3 separate regions of the Homo sapiens genome follow, and all the other regions are linked to region 2. The links are chromatin loops, found by intact Hi-C in ENCODE. Cell type or tissue: dorsolateral prefrontal cortex. All regions are shown on one strand.

What was found. Hi-C counts contacts between places; a loop is a spot of excess contacts. Peaks named below come from ENCODE experiments on the same cell type or tissue, not always from the same donor. Only the 100,000 strongest peaks of a DNase experiment are listed, where the experiment ranks them.
Region 1: it touches region 2 in a loop (4-fold over the local background); 27 of 110 quality-filtered maps call a loop at or near these places.
Region 3: a loop joins it to region 2, with 9 times the contacts of the local background. A loop is called at or near these places in 24 of 110 quality-filtered maps.

Annotation. Positions count from the first base shown.
Region 1 is chr10:123,131,813-123,134,312 of GRCh38, reverse strand. No RefSeq gene overlaps it. Among named protein-coding and RNA genes, the nearest start is that of HMX3, 2.9 kb to the left of the region's middle. RefSeq lists a silencer at 837-926 and enhancers at 1,006-1,300, 1,367-1,476. In dorsolateral prefrontal cortex, CTCF peaks have their summits at 948 and 1,148 (motif pointing left); a DNase peak (open chromatin) is centred at 1,152; H3K4me3 peaks cover 1,141 bases; H3K27me3 peaks cover 2,500 bases.
Region 2 is chr10:123,042,574-123,045,073 of GRCh38, reverse strand. ACADSB (acyl-CoA dehydrogenase short/branched chain) reads right to left here. Exons shown (of 11, transcript NM_001609.4): 6 at 1,903-2,028; 7 at 589-681. Among named protein-coding and RNA genes, the nearest start is that of ACADSB, 35 kb to the right of the region's middle. RefSeq lists an enhancer at 1,367-1,661. In dorsolateral prefrontal cortex, CTCF peaks have their summits at 467 (motif pointing left) and 1,525 (motif pointing left); a DNase peak (open chromatin) is centred at 1,533; H3K27ac peaks cover 906 bases.
Region 3 is chr10:123,379,658-123,382,157 of GRCh38, reverse strand. All of the region lies in intron 6 of LINC02641 (long intergenic non-protein coding RNA 2641), which reads right to left. Among named protein-coding and RNA genes, the nearest start is that of LINC02641, 33 kb to the right of the region's middle. In dorsolateral prefrontal cortex, a CTCF peak has its summit at 1,252 (motif pointing right); no DNase peak of the experiment used is centred here.

The DNA.
Region 1 (2,500 bases), 89 kb before region 2:
ACGAGGGCTTTTTGGGATCCCTTCACCTCCCCACCGCTTTCTTTTTCGTTAGATTGAGCCTCGCCTAATTCAAGGCCGCCCTGCATTGGCAGACGTGATCGTGTGGGGTCCCCACTTGAGAGGTAGATTTTGTTTTTCGGTCCTGGGGCGTCAGACCCTCCCCCACCAAATCTCGACGGGCATATGTAATGTTTCTTTCTGCATTCATCTACAGCAGCGAACCCCATTTTTGCTTTGGAAATCTGGAAACGTAAATGGCGCTTCCATAAACAATTACTGTTATTACTCCCTTGAGTTTACACAGGGCTTTACTGGAATGCAAAACGCTACGCCATCCAAAATCTGGGTTGGAACGGATCACTGCCCTGAGACCCCAGCAGGGTGGGTCTCATACTTGGATTTTGTAAGTGGAAACCCGCGCCCAGAGAGGAGGAAACTGGGCCTAGGTCGCCCAATCGCTGCTGGATACCCAGAGGTCATTTTCCCCCAACCGCAGAAATAGCTCGATGCACGTAGGTCTATGAGGGTTGGGTGGGCACCGCCTGCACACAGCCTGCCACGCGGCCGAGTATGCGTGGAGAGACCCCGGCGTGTATGCCTGTGTGTTTTGGGAGCTTCGCCATTCAGCGCAGACGCATGCAAACTTGGCTAGAGTTCTGACGCACGAAAGTCGACTTTAAACTGGGAATGCTGAGGGTTCAGTCTGGGGAGGGGGACTCGTGGCTGATCACAACTCCAGCGCTAGACTCAGATGGGGAGGGGACAGGCCCAGTGTGGCGGGAGAAGAGTCCGGGACAGCCGCCCGCATCCCTGCTGTGCGGCTACCGGATCCCGGCTTTCCGGTTGTCGCCCCAAGTTCTCCGGTTGACTCCCCTCCCAGGGGCGCGCAGGGGCGCTGTTATGTGCTTGTGTTTGGCCCGGGAGAGGAGCTTCTCCAGTGTCAGCACTCTCAGCCCATCCTCTCAGTTTTAGGGATTGCTGGGCTTGAAAAGCGGGATGTATTGAGTAGATCTTTCCCTTCCCCTTCGAGAAAGCTGGTGGGAGTCGGGTCTGGGCGCGGACTCAGCCCTTTACTCGCCGTCTGGCGAGAGGTGTTGCCAGCGTTCTTGCGCTCACGACTCCATTCAAAGTCAGGCAGACAGCGCCCTCTATGGGACAGCCTCTGAACCAAGCCTGCAGGTTCCGCTGGAGAAACCGCTGTCCCGGCGCAGGACGTTTAAAAGCCATTGAGGTCTCGCCCTTCGCCGCCGCAGTTAGAAAACAAAAGCATTTTTTCTCTGGATCCCGGGAGAAGAAGTGGGTGAAATCGCCTTCAGATCTCTGCTGATCTCTACCTGGCCACGACAGGAAGTGGTCTCGCCTGCCTGTCATCCTCCTTCCCGCTTTTCCTGCCTGTTTTAGGGCCCATTCTGTGGTCCCCGTCTCGTTCTATCCTTTAGGTGCCGGTCCTAACCTCAGGCTAGGTGTTCTCCAGGAAGGACTCGGGGAGGGAAGGAGGGAACGGGCCTGCCTCATTCGTCTTCCCAGGACTCAGCGCCGCCGGCCGATCAGCGGACGAAACGCTTGTGCTCAGGAAATGCTTGTGCTCAGGAAACGCTTGTATTAATGCCTGAATGCCTGAGTGAGACGAATGAATGAATGGATGAATGAATGAATGGATTCACAGTTCCCTTACAGAGAATTGGCCCACTTGATTAGGGACCTTCAGATAGCCTGATCATACCCAAAAGCTGTTTTTAAAGAGTTTAATGAAATCTGAGATCTTTTGATGCTGCATTTTACAAAACCTAAAGGAGCCCAAGGAATAGGACCTTTGGGGGACCTTTCCCAGGCTAATCTCAGGCAGATGGGCTGTGAGAGCGGGTCTCTACACCACCCACCCTTGGGACAAGGAGCCAAGAGGGCAGAAGGGGACTGGAGAATGCCAGTGATTAACACCCAACTTTTACACAAAAGCATGAGGCCTGATACAGGAGTGCTTGGCATGGCATTCTCACCTGCCCCAGGCCCACCACACACACAAAGCACATACACGTTTGTGCACACACACAAGTCAGTAAGCAAGGCGCTTCCCAAAGGAGGGGAGCTTTCCATATTTTTCAGTACTTCATCTAAGAGAAGGCTGCTTCCTTCCCTCCATAGCCATACTACGGTCCTTCTCCTTGGAGCAGCTTCCTGGCACAGCCCACCTCCTTATCCATGGACGGGGTGGGGACTGCTTAGGCTTCTAGCCAAAGCTGCAAAACTCCCAGGCTGGAGGCCCCCACAATTAACATAGAGGGTTTGCCCTGGTCCTGATGGCCTCATTTTACCACCCACCTCTTCTGACCTGCAGGTCCTTGCTTTGAAGGCAGAATGGACAAAAGCCTGGAATTGTGATCCTGGGGAAACTGTGCTACCTACACATGCTACACAAGCTCTTTACTGGGACTTTCCTGGAAAGTTCTCTCCCATCTTTCTCGATGCCACCAGGAATGCTGCCAATGATGTCTCCCTCTGA
Region 2 (2,500 bases):
GAAAATAACTGATATTACTTAATAGAAAAATGCAATATGCATTATAAAAGCCAAATTTGGTAAAAAAAAATTTTGAATAGTTCTCATTTTATGTATCTACTTAACTGTGGCTATTTTATTTCATGTGCCGCCAAAAAACTTGCCCAGTTTTCACATGCAAAACAGTAAGCAACAAATCTTTTATTAACTATAGATATCTTTACTACACAGTGGAAGGAATATTATTTATTCTTAATGTAAAAAATTCCTTCCAGAATGAATTTCATGCTTTGAAAAGTTGATTTTTTTTAAAGTGCCATATTTAATTTACAATACATTTGAAAAGCTATCGGTTCAGGTATTAGATAATACTTTAATGTTCTCAAAGCAGAAACACTGTTACCACCAAGCCATTGTTTGGTTCTATGGACACTTACATAATTGACCAAAAGGGAATTTGAAAGAAATAATAAGCCATTCTATCCCTCATGTAAGGGAACGGTGCCATCTTGTGTCCATAAGCTTCCAAATATTCATTGGTCTCATTGCATTTTTTTCTTTTCACAGTTTAATTGACTCACATCATGGAAGAGTTTAAATCTGACTTACCTGTGCAGCAATTCCTATTCTACCTTCATTGAGACTCCCTATGGCATACTTATAGCCATGTCCAATTTGTCCCAAGATATTGGCTTCTGGAACCTGAAAATACAAATGTGCACTTATTTCTCAGTTTCATTTTCCATGATTCATTTTGATTATATATTTGTAAGTACACATAGACTCTCAATTCGTGTGCTAGCCCTCTCACAGAACTTGCCGGCATCTGTGTCTCCCTCTACGCTGTTTTTCCACAGCTCTCTGAGGAAAAGGACTCAAGTCCATGCTGTTCATGATTGCATCCTCCAGAGCCTTGCACAGGTATTGAATGGATGAGTGAATCTAGAGTAAGGGAATCTCATAGAATTCATCAATAACATAAATTAATACTTTTCCCCCCCAATTCTTATCTGTAGGCTACAGTGTGAGATAACATATTAGGAACTACAAAGATCTGCAAATACTTGCAAAAACAAGTGTAGTAAGCCTTTCTGCTGTTGAGACCATTCACCCTCATAAAAATCAACGGTGGGGTATATGTGTGTGTGCATGTGTGTACACAGGTGTATGCACAAGAAAGAGGAAGAGAGAAGAAACAGACTAAAATGCTTATTCATACTTTAAAAAAATAAAGAATTAAGAATAATAAAAAACTATACTTAGTTTTGTAATATGGGTAGTTGGGGGAGAGAGCAGGGAAGAATGGAGAAAGAAATGGGAAAGTAAGAATGAGGAAAACAGTTGGGGTGAAGTAATGAGGCCCCAGTGACATCTGTAAAGACATCCTCCCCCTCACTCCCCACAGCCATGCAAAAAAAAGATCAAGCTCTGTGATGAGTGGTGGAAAAGCCGACACCACCTGCCCCACCTACAGGGAGTTCTCCAGCATCAGCACTAACTATCTGGATCTTCTGCTGCTCACGTTTAATAGCCTGGCTGTTTCCGCTCTCACTGAGCAACACCCCCATCTTGTGGCCTTTAGTGCACTGACACCAGACTTCCTTCTCTGCGGCCCCATTTGGTTCACAAGTCTCAAGCTTATAAAGTATACGTGGTCAGAAGCACATAAGTTATAAAACATAAATGGGATGAATTCTTGGCACTTGCTTCCCAGGACAGCTTCTTGGCAGAAAGGTTTCCACTTTTGTGAAAAGTACATTTATCTGGTCATGACTAAAGAGCGCTGTTCAGGGTTTTACAAAATACTCTCCTGCGTGTGCTTATAGCCACTTAGTATTTTGACACCTGTCTTGCACACCTCCTGTGGTTCCATGCAAGGCTTATTTCGCATCAGTCTTTTACTGATTAGTCTACGATACCCACCTTGACATTTTCGAATGTTAACGGGCAGGTGGAAGAAGCTCTGAGCCCCAATTTGTTTTCAGGTTTCCCTATATGAAGGCCCGGAGTATCACGATCTACTAAGAAGGAGGTAATTCCCTTATATCCCTAAAAAGAAGAATTAAAACGCTATTACCACTTGGATTTATAAAACGCCTTGTTTCTGAAGAGTTTAAGTAAAAAGAAAACTAAAAATGGACTTTGGTAATAAATACTAATGGACTCAGAATTGCAACATGGGCATTATGAAACGAGAGCAGCTAGAGGACATTAGATCCAAACTATAGAACCTTACCATTTGTTTCACTTTTTCAGAGACCATCATAAATATTAAAATTATTATTACACTATTATATAATCATGAGAATGTCATGTTCTCAATTTAATTTTACTATATAAAGTTTTAGGCCAGGTGCGGTGGCTCATGCCTGTAATCCCAGCACTTTCGGAGGCTGAGTCGGGCGGATTACCTGAGGTCAGGGGTTTGAAACCAGCCTGGCCAACATGGTGAAAAAACGTCTCTACTAAAAATACAAAAATTAGCTGGGTGTGGTGGCAGGCACCCGTCAGGAGGCTGAAG
Region 3 (2,500 bases), 340 kb before region 2:
TGAGCTGAGTTTTACAGGGAAAGAACGGAGAGAAAGGCATTCCAGGCAGAGGGACCAGCCTATGCAAAGGCACTGAGGTGAGAAAAGGTTCAGAGTATGTGGAGAGCAGTAAGATCCAATCCCCAAATGGACCAGCCAGGCCAAACTTGGGAAACATTGTCTAAGAGTAGGAAATACTCCATGGATGGAGACTTTTCCCTACTACCCACCACAACTACATCCAGAGTGAAAGAAATGGAGAGGTTAAGTAGCCTTTGCTATGGCAAAAGGAAGGATCCTGCGGTTTGCATTTGATTTGAGCCACTCAGTTGCAACTGTGAAGCCATGGCCTCCATCCCTGCATATTCCATAGTAGGCAGCACCTCAGAGTTCCAAATCCTGGGACTTTTCTTTTAAAGGTCTCTGGAAAAGCACAGTAGGTGCCCTTTAGGAACTGGGAATTAAAAGATCACAACAAGAAAGTCCCTTTTCCTGCTGTCCTTGCTCCTTGCTCCTCCTGTGGCCCTGACTGAGACGGGGAGGCCCACGTCTCTGCCTGGCCCCTAAAGAACACTGTGAGTGCATGGAGCCGTCTCTCCTTCCCTTCCCAAAGTCCCCAGAAGTTCTAGCCTGGCTTCCAGAAACATGCTTCAGCAGTGGTCTGGTGTGATTCAGTTTTTGTTACTTCCTGAGCGTGACTAATCCAATTTGACCCTTCCCTGCCATGTACACAGAGTCCTTCTCACTCTTCTCTACACCACAAGAGTGGCCTATTGTGCAGCAAGAAATCCATGCTGATCAATTCAGGGCAGGCTGCATTAGGAAGGCAAATTACACGAATATGAGTTGGGGATAACTATGATTAATCCTTTGGCCAGGCAGAGCCCTGATTCCCGTCATGCCCTTGGGCAGCTCAGAGGTGACAGGGATAAGGACAGCACTTCTGATGGCCGCTGGACCCAGCCATTCATTACCGTGATGTCCCCATCACTGAGCCTACTGATGAGATTATTGATCGTGGGAAATAATTATATGAAATGCATTGCAGTAAGCATCGGCCATTGTCTTTGTATTTATTGGCAAGGGATGTTAAGCTTTTCCTCATTTTAGAAGAGCTTCACTTTTAGGAATTAATTGATGGAACCTTTTCAAACTAACAATTGTTACTTTCATGGGGGAAAAAGCAGGAGAGAGCGGAGGAAAAACAGAAAGAAGAAGCAAACATCAACGTATAGGAAAGGCCTAGAAAAATGGGAAGTCTAGTACCCAGTAGATGGTGCTGTAATCAAATTCTAAAACTTGTTATACCAGAAGCTCAGAAAAGTGCTGGAGAAAGTGAGAGGAAGGGAAAGCTTGTCGGAATTAAAGGTACACAGTTCAATGGACTTGGCCCTATCTCTCACTTTAGTAAAAGATGATGTTGATGTTGATGATGATGACAACGAGGATGATGATGATGGTGGTGGCGGTGATGGTGGTGATGACGATGATGATGGTGATGATGATGGTGATCATGATGATAGTGGTGGTGATAATGGTGATGATGATGGTGATGATAATGATGGTGATTATGGTAGTGAGATGATGATAAAGGCAAGGCTTCCTTCTAGAAATAACAGACTGGGAGGGTTTTCTACTTTGAAAGGAGTCAATGCAAGGCGATGCTGGGAGATAAGAGCCCCCCAGAACCAAATATACTTGTCCCCTTGCCCACTTTGGTCCCATAGAAATCCTAGAAAAATTAGTTAAGGGTGAAAAGGCCCTTTCAGCACTGAATATTAAGTGACACCTAAAGATATCTTCAATTCCACCCCAATGAGAACAAATGTCATTCACATACATTTTCCCCACATAAGGAAACTTGTGTATAAAAAAGCTGCTTTCAGATTTTTGAAATAAATAACTAGAGTGGACCAGATGGGGAGCTGAGTGTGCGAGTGAACCACCTATTTTCACATCGGTTGCTGTCGGCTTGCCCAGAGCCTTTCCAGACCCCTTTGAGACCTCAGGTAGAGGGCTTATGGCTGGGAGCCCTCAGGTGGATGGGGAGAGGAGCTCTTGAGAACAACTGGGAAAGCCTATTGTTTTGTGGACCACTGGGGAGGGAGGGGTTAACTCCATCACAGGAGGAAAGAAGGGCTGGGAAGCATAGGTGTAACTGGAGACGTCTTTGGATTTGCACACTGGACAGCTAGCCGCCACCATGTGTGCAGATGAAATTCTCTTTGACTCCTTCAATCACTGCCCCCATGTGCCTTGCGAGGCCTTCCCAAGCATCGAGAGCATCACACTGTCTTCATGTGGCTGTAGAAGGCTTTCTTTGGATGCAGGCTCATGGTTGGTTTGTTGGCAAATACCCCCACTCCTAAGAAGCCACCTGCATGTTGCAAAGCATTCTGAAATACCTGGATGGAATTGCTGGGGTAAAGGTCAAGGCCGGGTACCTAAACTGTGGAGGAATGGCGTGATTCCTGGGAGCAGGGATGGCTGGAAATAGACGTGGGCCCAGGGTTTCACAGGG